Regions from separate parts of the Homo sapiens genome. Here region 1 is linked to region 2. A link is a loop called in an ENCODE intact Hi-C map of the cell type or tissue named here. Cell type or tissue: HCT116. All regions are shown on one strand.

What was found. A loop is a pair of places that touch in the nucleus more often than their neighbours do. Peaks named below come from ENCODE experiments on the same cell type or tissue, not always from the same donor. Only the 100,000 strongest peaks of a DNase experiment are listed, where the experiment ranks them.
Region 1: a loop joins it to region 2, with 7 times the contacts of the local background. A loop is called at or near these places in 15 of 110 quality-filtered maps.

Annotation. Positions count from the first base shown.
Region 1 is chr19:2,611,698-2,616,697 of GRCh38, reverse strand. All of the region lies in intron 2 of GNG7 (G protein subunit gamma 7), which reads left to right. Among named protein-coding and RNA genes, the nearest start is that of MIR7850, 17 kb to the left of the region's middle. In HCT116, a CTCF peak has its summit at 2,706; no DNase peak of the experiment used is centred here.
Region 2 is chr19:2,273,359-2,278,358 of GRCh38, reverse strand. OAZ1 (ornithine decarboxylase antizyme 1) reads right to left here. Exons shown (of 5, transcript NM_004152.3): 5 at 4,871-5,000. PEAK3 (PEAK family member 3) reads left to right here. Exons shown (of 4, transcript NM_198532.3): 4 at 1,870-3,728. The coding sequence ends at 2,679. Among named protein-coding and RNA genes, the nearest start is that of PEAK3, 6.3 kb to the left of the region's middle. RefSeq lists enhancers at 2,374-3,308, 4,113-4,252 and a silencer at 4,633-4,882. In HCT116, CTCF peaks have their summits at 3,109 (motif pointing left) and 4,450 (motif pointing right); DNase peaks (open chromatin) are centred at 3,107 and 4,528; H3K4me3 peaks cover 829 bases; H3K27ac peaks cover 2,419 bases.

The DNA of each region.
Region 1 (5,000 bases), 340 kb before region 2:
GGGTTCAAGCAATTCTGCCTCAGCCTCCTGAGTAGCTGGGATTACAGGCACCCGCCACCATGCCCGGCTAATTTTGTATTTTTAGGAGAGACGGGGTTTCTCCCTGTTGGTCAGGCTGGTCTCAAACTCCTGACCTGAGGTGATCCGCTCGCTTTGGCCTCCCAAAGTGCTGGGATTATAGGCATGAGCCACCACACCCAGCCTTTCTTTGTTTGTTTTTTAATAGAGATGGAGTCTCTAGCCTGGCTAACATGACAAAACCTCATCTCTACTAAAAATACAAAAATTAGCTGGGCACGGTGGCACACGCCTGTAATCCCAGCTACTCGGGAGGCTGAGGCAGGAGAATCGCTGGAACACGGGAGGCAGAGGTTGCAATGAGTCGAGATCGTGCCATTGCACTCCAGCCTGGGCAGCAGAGCGAGACTCCGGCTCAAAATAATAATAATAAATTAGAGATGGGGTCTCACTATTTTGCCCAGGCTGGTTTTGAACTCCTGAGCTCAAGGGATCCTCTCGCCTCAGCCTCCCAAAGCACTGGGATCACAGGTGTGAGGTGCCATGCCTGGCCCACACCAGCTGTGTTTAATCAATGCTGGGCAGCCCTGCAGCTTGGTGACATCAGTGGGCCACTGGCTACTGGGTGTTTTTTCCATCCTGCCCTGTTCCCTGCTGGCACCAGGGGAAAAAGGCCCATACAGGAGTCTGTTCCAGGTCACCAGATCCTGGGGTGGCCCGTAAGGATTTGAAGGGGACAGGAGGCGCCCCTTTGCCGAGGCCCTTCACTGTGTCAGGCACATTGCTGGCTGCCGTGGGTGCACAATCTTAGGGAACCCTCCTGCCTCCTCCGCCTTGCTGCTTCCTTGCAAAGAAAATTTCCCACTGCAGAGGGCAGCTTAATTGCTCAGCAGTGGCTCTTCAGAATCTCACAGATGGGCCAGGCGTGGTGGCTCATGCCTGTAATCCCAGCACTTTGGGAGGCCGAGGCGGGCAGATCATGAGGTCAGGACATCGAGACCATCCTGGCTAACATGGTGAAACCCCATGTCTACTAAAAATACAAAAAAATTAGCCAGGCGTGGTGGTGGGTGCCTGTAGTTCCAGCTACTCTGGAGGCTGAGGCAGGAGGATCACTTGAGCCCAGGAGGCTGAGGTTGCAGTGAGCTGTGACTGCACCACTGCACTCCAGCCTGGGCAACAGAGCAAGACCCTATCTCAAAAAAAAAAAAAAAAAAAAAAAAAACCGGAAAAGACAAAGAAAATAGGATGAGGTGGCACCAAGAGGACAGAGTCTGTGCCACGTGGTGTCCAGGAAGGTCTCTAAGGAGAGGACATCCTTGCCGACCCCTGCAGGATGGGGAGGAGCATTGAAGGCAGGAGGAAGGACATTCTGGAGGGCTCCCTGGAGGCGGAGGTCTGGGGGAGCCTGAATGGTGGGAACCTGGGAGGTGGAGTTTGCAGTGAGCCGAGATCGCGCCACTGCACTCCAGCCTGGGCGACAGAGCGAGACTCCGTCTCAAAAAAAAAAAAAAGAGTGTCACAGATGGCACCTTCAGACCAGACAGTGGCCGCCCAGTACCCCGAAAGTGGCCTAGAAAGCGGGGCTATTCCACACACCTTGCCCAGCCCAGCACTGAAGCCAGGGAAGGAGGGCTTGGGCAGGAGCCGCGGCACAAATCACAGCTGCAAGTTCTGGCTCTGCCAATGGCTACGGGGTGACCTTCAACAATCAGCTGCCTGCCTCCTGCCTCAGTGCCTTGTTTAAAAGCTGAGGAACGCCTTGGCATTGAGAATTGATGTGTGATGCAAGATGGGGCAGCCGCCTTGGAAACCAGTCTGGTGGTTCCTCAAAAGGCTGAACGCGGAGTCGCCACATGACCCAGCAATTCCGCTCCTAGTTATCTGCCCAGAGGAATTGGAAGCAGGTGTTCAAATAGAACCTTGCCACAAATGTTCATACAGTACGATTCACAATGGCTAAAAGGTGGAAATGACCCAAGTGTCCGTCCGTGGGTAAATAGATAAACAGCGTGGCCCTCCACACACTGGAACGAGACTCAGCCGTGAACGAGACTCTGACCCAGGCCACGTGCAGCCTGGATGCCCCTTGAGGATGTCACACTCAGTGAGAGATGCCAGATCCAAAAGGCCACACAGTGTGTCATCCTATTTCTATGAAATGTCCAGGACAGGCCAGTCTAGAGAGGCAGGAAGGGGATGTGTGGGTGCCAGGGGCTGGGGAGGGGGATGGGAAGTGACAGCTGATAGGGATGGGGTGTCTTTTTGGGGGGCTGAGAATGTTCTAGAGCTAGCTAGAGATGATGGCTGCACGAATGCCACTGGATGTCTGGAAAGGGAGCTTTTTTGTTGTGTGCATTTCACCACACATGTGCCTGAGACCCGACGTGCAGGGCCCCCCTGCGGGTACACAGAGGGCAGGGAGAGGGTGCTAGGGAAAGTCGCCGCACCTGCTTTCTGGCGACCATGCTCAGGCTGTAGCTGGGGGAACTCTCTTCCCGCCCTCCTGGGACCTCTCGAGCCTCTTGAGTCTGCTCCCAGTGCCGTTCACCGGGTGGTGAGGATGTGGTCTCGCAACAGACGCCTGCAACGGACCCACCTGTGCGAGGCTGGCCCCCTTTACCCCGGGGGTAGGCGCGGGGCCCGAGTTCCCTGGGTGGATTCTGCATTGCACTTGCCGGCCTTTAGATGTCGCTGTGGCCGTGGCCTTCGCTGGCCTTAGGCTGCGAGCTTCTGTCTGATTCGCACCTTTCTCATTCAGGATCCACACACTGCTGCAGTCCGAGTTTCTTGGCATAGCCAGGGTCCCTTGATCTTCCCCCTCACCAATTAATTAAATCAGGATCTCTCCTGCTAGGTACTGTGGACATCTGGGGCTAGATCCTCTGGGGTCTGGCCATCCTGGGCACTGCAGGGTGCTGAGTGGCGTCCTGGCCTCCACCCACTCCATGCCGGGAGCACCTCCAGGCATGACAACCACAAATGTCCCCAGACATTGCCCAGTGTCCCCTGGGGGCAGGATCACCCCTGATTGAGACCCCCCGCCCAGGTTAGGGGAATCCACAGATTCCCCAAGAGACTCTGCATTCCGTGACCATCTCTCCTACTGAGGTCCCAGGAGGCTGCACACATTGAAATCCACACCCTGAGTGGGGAGGGAGAGAGGAGGAAGAGTCCCAGGAGCTGGGGGTCCCCCTGGTTTATGCCATCTGCCCCGTCGGGAGTTTATTCTTGTATCTACTGTGAGCAGGAGCGGGGACAGATTGCATTCTCCCCAAATAATTAATGCAGGATCTCCCCCTCTCCAGGTAGTGTAGACACCTGCTCTTCCAATGAGGCAGTGGCTTGAGACAATGGACTTTAGATGAGGGGCTGAGAGCCCAAAGCCCCCCTATGTGTTAATTCAACACCTAATTCAACGTATAGTTCAAGCAAACTCACCTAATTCAACGTAGGTGCTAATTCAGCAAGAGACTGTGCAGCCTGTAGCAGGAAGTAGGCTGCAGCCACCAGCCGGGTTAAACTTGCATCAGAAATTCTTTGTCTGAATTCCTTTTCCACGTCCCTTAAACACCATCCCTTTCCCTGGCTGGTTCTACCTGGCTGCAGGGCCATGTTGGGACACTCAGGGCCTGGGGCACATTTGCCCTCCTAGGCTACCTCCTCCGCTCTAAAAATGTCCGACGTTGGCCAGGCACCGTTGTTCACATCTGTAATCTCAACACTTTGGGAGGCCGAGGCGGACGGATCACCTGAGGTCAGGAGTTCGAGACCATCCTGGCCAACATGGTGAAAACCCGTCTCTACTAAAAATACAAAATTAGCCGGGTGTGGTGGTGGGTACCTGTAGTCCCAGCTACCCAGGAGGCTCAGGCAGGAGAATTGCTTGAACTGGGAGGTGGAAGTTGCAGCGAGCCGAGATCGCACCGCTGCCTGGGCGACACAGCAAGACTCTCAAAAAAAAAAAAAAAATTTCTCAAAAAAAAAAAAAAATTCTAAGCTGTATTTTACAATTGTCTTGGCATAAAGACAAACAGAATCCAGGCTGGATTCATGATTATACACTCACAAGTATTTTATTCATCTTTTGTCGACTGGATTTTAAAACATTTCCAGGAACCCTGGACCTGGGGCTTTTGTGCCGTGGGAGCCTGGGTCCTGCCTGGGGGGGGTCCTGGCTTCAGTCTTCTCACTGAGGCCCCTCCCCTCTCCCAGGCTGGGTCACCCCGATATGAAATGCCCAGGTCCCAGACACACCTTCTTTGCAGGCTGCTACCCTGGAACTGTTTTTAAATGTGGGTGATGCTGCCCCCCAGGGGGCACTGGGCGATGTTTGGGGACGTGTGGTTATCACAACTGGGATGCTCCTGGCATGGAGTGGGCGGAGGTCAGAGATGCTGCTGAGCACCCTGCAGTGCCCAGGATGGCCCCACCCCAGAGAAGGATGGGGCCCCAGGGGAGACCGTAGACCAAAGTCAATCCAATTATTAAAAAGAAAGAAAGATTTGGCCGGGCGCGCTGGCTCACACCTGTAGTCCCAGCACTTTGGGAGGCCAGGGTAGGCGGATCACGAGGTTGAGAGATCGAGACCATCCTGGCCAACATGGTGAAACCCGGTCTCTACTAAAAATACTAAAATTAGCTGGGCGTGGTGGCGGGTGCCTGTAGTTCCAGCTACTTGGGGAGGCTGAAGCAGGAGAATCGCTTAAACTCGGGAGGCGGAGGTTGCAGTGAGCTGAGATCACACTACTGCACTTCAGCCTGGTGACAGAGCGAGACTCCATCTCAAAAAAAAAAAAGATTTTTATTTTTATTTACTTTTACTTTTACTTTTTATTTTTTTAGAGACAGAATCTCCCTCTGTCGCCCAGGCTGGAGAGCAGTGGCGCGATCAACGCTCAGTGCAGCCTCCACCTCCCCGGTTCGAGCGATTCTCCTGCCTCGGTCTCCTGAGTAGATGGGATTACAGGCGCCCGCCAGCA
Region 2 (5,000 bases):
TGAAACCCAGCCTCTACTAAAAATACAAAAATTAGGTGTGGTGGCGGGCGCCTGTAAACCCAGCTACTTGGGAGACTGAGGCAGGAGAATTGCTTGAACCCGGGAGGCAGAGGTTGCAGTAAGCCAAGATTGGGCCATTGCACTCCAGCCTGGGCAACAGAGTGAGACTCCGTCTCAAAAAAAAAAAAAAGAAAAAGGCCGGGCACAGTGGCTCACACCTGTAATCCCAGCACTTTGGGAGGCCGAGGCGGGCAGATCACGAGGTCAGGAGATACAGACCATCCTGGCTAACACGGTGAAACCCTGTTTCTACTAAAAAGACAAAAAATTAGCCGGGCGTGGTGGTGGGCACCTGTAGTCCCAGCTATTTGGGAGGCTGAAGCAGGAGAATGGCATGAACCCAGGGGGCAGAGCTTGCGGTGAGCCGAGAACGCACCACTGCGCTCCAGCCTGGGCGACAGAGCGAGACTCCGTCTAAAAAAAAAAAAAAAGGCTGGGCAGCACAGTGGCTGACGCCTGTAATCTCAGCACTTTGGAAGGCCAAGGCGGGCAGATCATGAGGTCAGGAGTTCGAGACCAGCCTGGCCAACATAGTGAAACCCCCATCTCTACTAAAAATACAAAAATTAGCCGGGCGCGGTGGTGCGCACCTGAAGTCCCAGCTACTTGGAGGCTAAGGCAGGAGAATCACTTGAACCTGGGAGGCGGAGGTTGCAGTGAGCTGAGATTCGAAAATTGGGCTATTGCACTCCAGCCTGGGCGACAGAGTGAGACTCTGTCTCAAAAAAGAAAAACAAAAGAGAAGAAAAAAGAAAAGAAAAGAAAAAGGAATACTGGAGACTGGGTAATTTATAGAGAAAAGGGCCTTAATTGGCTCATGGTTCTGGTGGCTTCTGCTTCTGGGGAGGCCTCAGGAAGCTTCCAATCATAGTGGAAGGCGAGGCGGGAGCAGGCATCTCACACGGTGGGAGCAGGAGGAAGGGAGGGAGGAGGTGCTACTCACCTTTACACAGCCAGATCTCACGAGAACTCACTCGTTATCCCAACGACAGTGCCAAGGGAGATGGTGCTGAGCCATTCATGATAAACCACCCCCAAGATCCAAGTCGCCTCCCACCAGACCCCACCTCCAACACTGGGGAATGAGATTTGGTGGGGACACAGATCCAGACCATATTAGACTTGTTTATTTTGCAACTAACACGTGAATCAACGCAGTTAACCCAGGAAACCATGTTTCTAAAGTATGGGGCCATGGGTATGGCCTTGGAGCTCTTGTCAAAACCCCTCCCACACCTCTCTGGCCGGGGATCTGCTTTTGTGTTTTTTGTTTTGTTTTTTGTTTTTGAGACAGAGTCTCACTCTGTTGCCCAGGCTGGAGTGCAGTGGCGCGTTCTCGGCTCACTGCAACCTCCACCTCCCGGGCTCAAGCGATTCTCTCACCTCAGCCTCCGAAGTAGCTGGGATGACAGGCGCGCCACCACGCCCAGCTAGTTTTGCATTTTTTAGTAGAGACGAGCGTTCCCTGCGTTGGCCAGGCTGGTCTCGAACTCCTGACCTCAGCGATCCCCCTGCCTCCCAAAGTGCTGGGAAGGCGTGAGCCACCGCGCCCGGCCCAGGAATCTGCTTTCGAACTCATTGCCCAGGAACATCTTCTTCCCTGGCTTAACTTTCCTGAAAGTCCTTACTGGTGACTAACTTCCAAATTAACACTGACCTCCTGCTGCTGGAGGGATGCAGGCAGCCCCTAGCCGTAGTGGGGGCAGTTTGGGGGTGTGCGTGGGAGGCTTCGGGGCAGGTAGCACTGGGGCAGGCGGTGCTTGTGGGGGGCCCAGTGATCCAGGCCCCGACACCCCCTCTGCCTTGCAGGTGCCCAAGCCCGGGGCGGACGTGCCCCACCCGTGGGGCCTGGAGCTGCAGGCCTCCCTGTCTCCACACTTCAATCTGCAGGGGCTGTGTGGCCTGGTGCCTGAAGGCACACTGCCCGGGGCGCCCTGGAGAGGCGCAGTGGCGCTGGCAGCCGAGGTTCCAGAGCGCACGGTGGCGCAGTGGCTGGCGGAGGCCTGCACGCAGCCGCCGGAGGAGTTCGTGTGGGCTGTGGCCCTGCTGCTGCTGCAGCTGAGCGCGGCCCTGAAGTTCCTGGAGGCGTGGGGCGCGGCCCTAGTCGAGTTGCGGCCGGAGAACTTGCTGCTGGTGGCACCTCGGGGCTGTGCGACGACGGGGCCCCCACGCCTGCTCCTCACTGACTTTGGCCGCGTCTGTCTGCAGCCCCCTGGACCCCCGGGATCCCCGGGCCCCCACGCGCCGCAGCTGGGCAGCCTCCTCCGAGCGCTGCTCAGCCTTGCTGCGCCCTCGACCACGCCTTTGGCCGCGGGCCTGGAGCTCCTGGCAGCACAGCTGACCCGCTTGCGGCCCTCGGCGTCCCGGACGCGGGGCGCGCTGCAGGCGCTGCTCTGGGGGCCCGGGCCTGAGCTGCGCGGCCGCGGAGCACCGCTTGGTCCCTGGCTCCGAGCGCTCGGGCCCTGGCTGCGGGTGCGCCGCGGGCTGCTGGTCCTGCGCCTAGCAGAGCGGGCCGCAGGTGGGGAAGCTCCCAGCCTCGAGGACTGGCTGTGTTGCGAATACCTGGCCGAGGCCACCGAGTCCTCGATGGGCCAGGCCCTGGCGCTGCTGTGGGACTGACCCCAACCCAGGGCGAACACACCTGGTCCAGGCCTGCCCAGGAGGCAGGGCTGGGGCTGAGGTCAGCGTCTCCATGATAGCCAAGACACCCTCTTCCTGCAGAGTCCAGGAGCGCAGCAGAGAGAGCAATGCCCCACTCCAGAGCCTCCCCTCCCGTGCTGGGGATGTGGGTCAAGGGCTTCCCAGGAATGCAGCTGCCCCTCCAGGGCTGGGGGCTGGCCAGCGCCTCCTGTGTTGGGCAGCAGCTCTCTGAAGCCAGGGCCCCCACGCCACTTCCAGGTGTGGACAACCCCGCTGATCAATGTCTCTCTGTGTTCTGCCTTCCCCAGCAGCCAGGGCGCTCTTCCGCGTGGGTTCTGTCATTGTCTCCATGAGAGGCCAATGCCGGGACCAGAGGCATTCCTGGCTCTGGAGCACCCCCTTGTGCTGAAGATGGCCAGTGATTTTGGGCATGTGAATGCCCCTGTCCCTGGTGGAGAATTGCTTGGTGGTGTCACGGGAAGGGAAGGCTCCCTGGGACCTTAGACACCCAGCTCATCTCAGCGGGGTCTGGACTCACCTTCCCTAAAACAGTCCCCGCGGTTCCCTGCCACCTCCCCTCAATCCCTCTGCGCCCACCCTGCCTCCCTCCCTGTTCCTCCGTGACACACCAACTTCTTTCGCGCCCCCAAGCATTTGTGTAGGCTGTTCCCTCTGCCATACTGTTCCAGTTCCACTTTCTTTTTCTTTTTTTTTTTTTTTTTTTTTTGAGACGATCTCGGCTTACTGCAAGCTCCGCCTCCCGGGTTCACGCCATTCTCCTGCCTCAGCCTCCCGAGTAGCTGGGACTACAGGCGCCCGCCACCACGCCCGGCTAATTTTTTGTATTTTTAGTAGAGACGGGGTTTCTCCGTGTTAGCCAGGATGGTCTCCATCTCCTGACCTCGTGATCCGTCCGCCTCGGCCTCCCAAAGTGCTGGGATTACAGGCGTGAGCCACCGCGCCCGGCTACAGTTTCACTTTCTCTAAACAAATAAAGGTGCCCACTCTGGGCCATCGCTAGCTCCTTACCCTGCGTTCTCCGCCCACTCTCAGGAGCATTTATTCCTCTGTTACTGTCCACAAGGCTGTGAGTTCCCTGGGGGCAAAGGCCAGGCTTGGCACACAGTAGGTGCTCACTTAATACCACAGGATGATGTAATAAACAGGCACAGAGGAGACTCACTGGAGGGGGATGGAGTCTTCCTTTATGCCTCTGACACACTGCACTGCCCTTGCCTGTGGCTTCCTTCCTGGAGACTCAGAGTTGCCCCTCCATTCCATTCCCCATGGCAGTCCTGGGAGGATCTTTCCAACCCCAGATATGAGGTCCCTCTCCAGCTCAAACACCTCCCATGGCTCCCCAGTGCCTCAGAATACATACAGGGCTCTTCCAAAGTCTCCTCAGAGTCTCCAACCCCATGTCGTTCATCCCTGGAGGTTACTTTCCAGCCTCCACGCCTTTGCCCAAGTTGTTTTTTACACCAGAAAACAGCCCCCTCTACTCTGCTTCATACTCCTATTCATCCTGCATGGCCTCAGCTCTAATGCCCCTTCTCTGCATTTGCGCTGCCCAAATGAGCTGGGGGTATCTGTGTCCAGGTTTGTCCTCCCGGCCGACCCCACCACCGCTCAGACGGCTGAATATCCCCCCGGCCCGCTCGCCAAGTCTACAATCTTTTCGAGTTCCTCCTTTCCTCCTCTTTCCAGCCGGTTTCCCGGCCAGGCCTGGCCCTGATTTTCCGGGTGGCGCTCCCGGATGCGGCCGGCAGGTGGCGCTGCGGCCGGGCAGACGGCGGGGTTGCAGACCCGGAAGCGCTCCAGGCCACGACCCCGCCGGAAGTGCTGCTGCCCCGAACGGCGCTGCAGGTCCCTAGGGGCGGCCAGTAACACGGCGAACTCAAAAGTTGAGTTGGGAGCACAGACATCCCCATGCGCAGGCCCAGGCTGGGGCGGAAGGGGACGCGAGGCAGGAAGGGGCTTCAAGCGAGCAGTGGCAAGGCTGGCGCCAAGCTGAGGGCCCGGCCTCCCAGCCCAGGGGGTCTCCTCCGTGGGAGGGGTCCCGCAGCTGCCTGGGTGCCAAATCCCCCGCGACCCCTCCACCCAGGGCCCTCTGTGGTCCCAGGCACTCCTCCCACCAGTCCCCAGCGTCACCACCACAGAGCCAGGTGCATCGGGTGTAATCACTTTATTGGCTTTTGGAGAGCAATGGAGGGGATTAATACCTCATCTTTCCAAGTTAAAAGACTAAGACTGTTTCCAAAAGACTCCAAATAAGAAACTTCTCCTCAAAGTACAAGGAT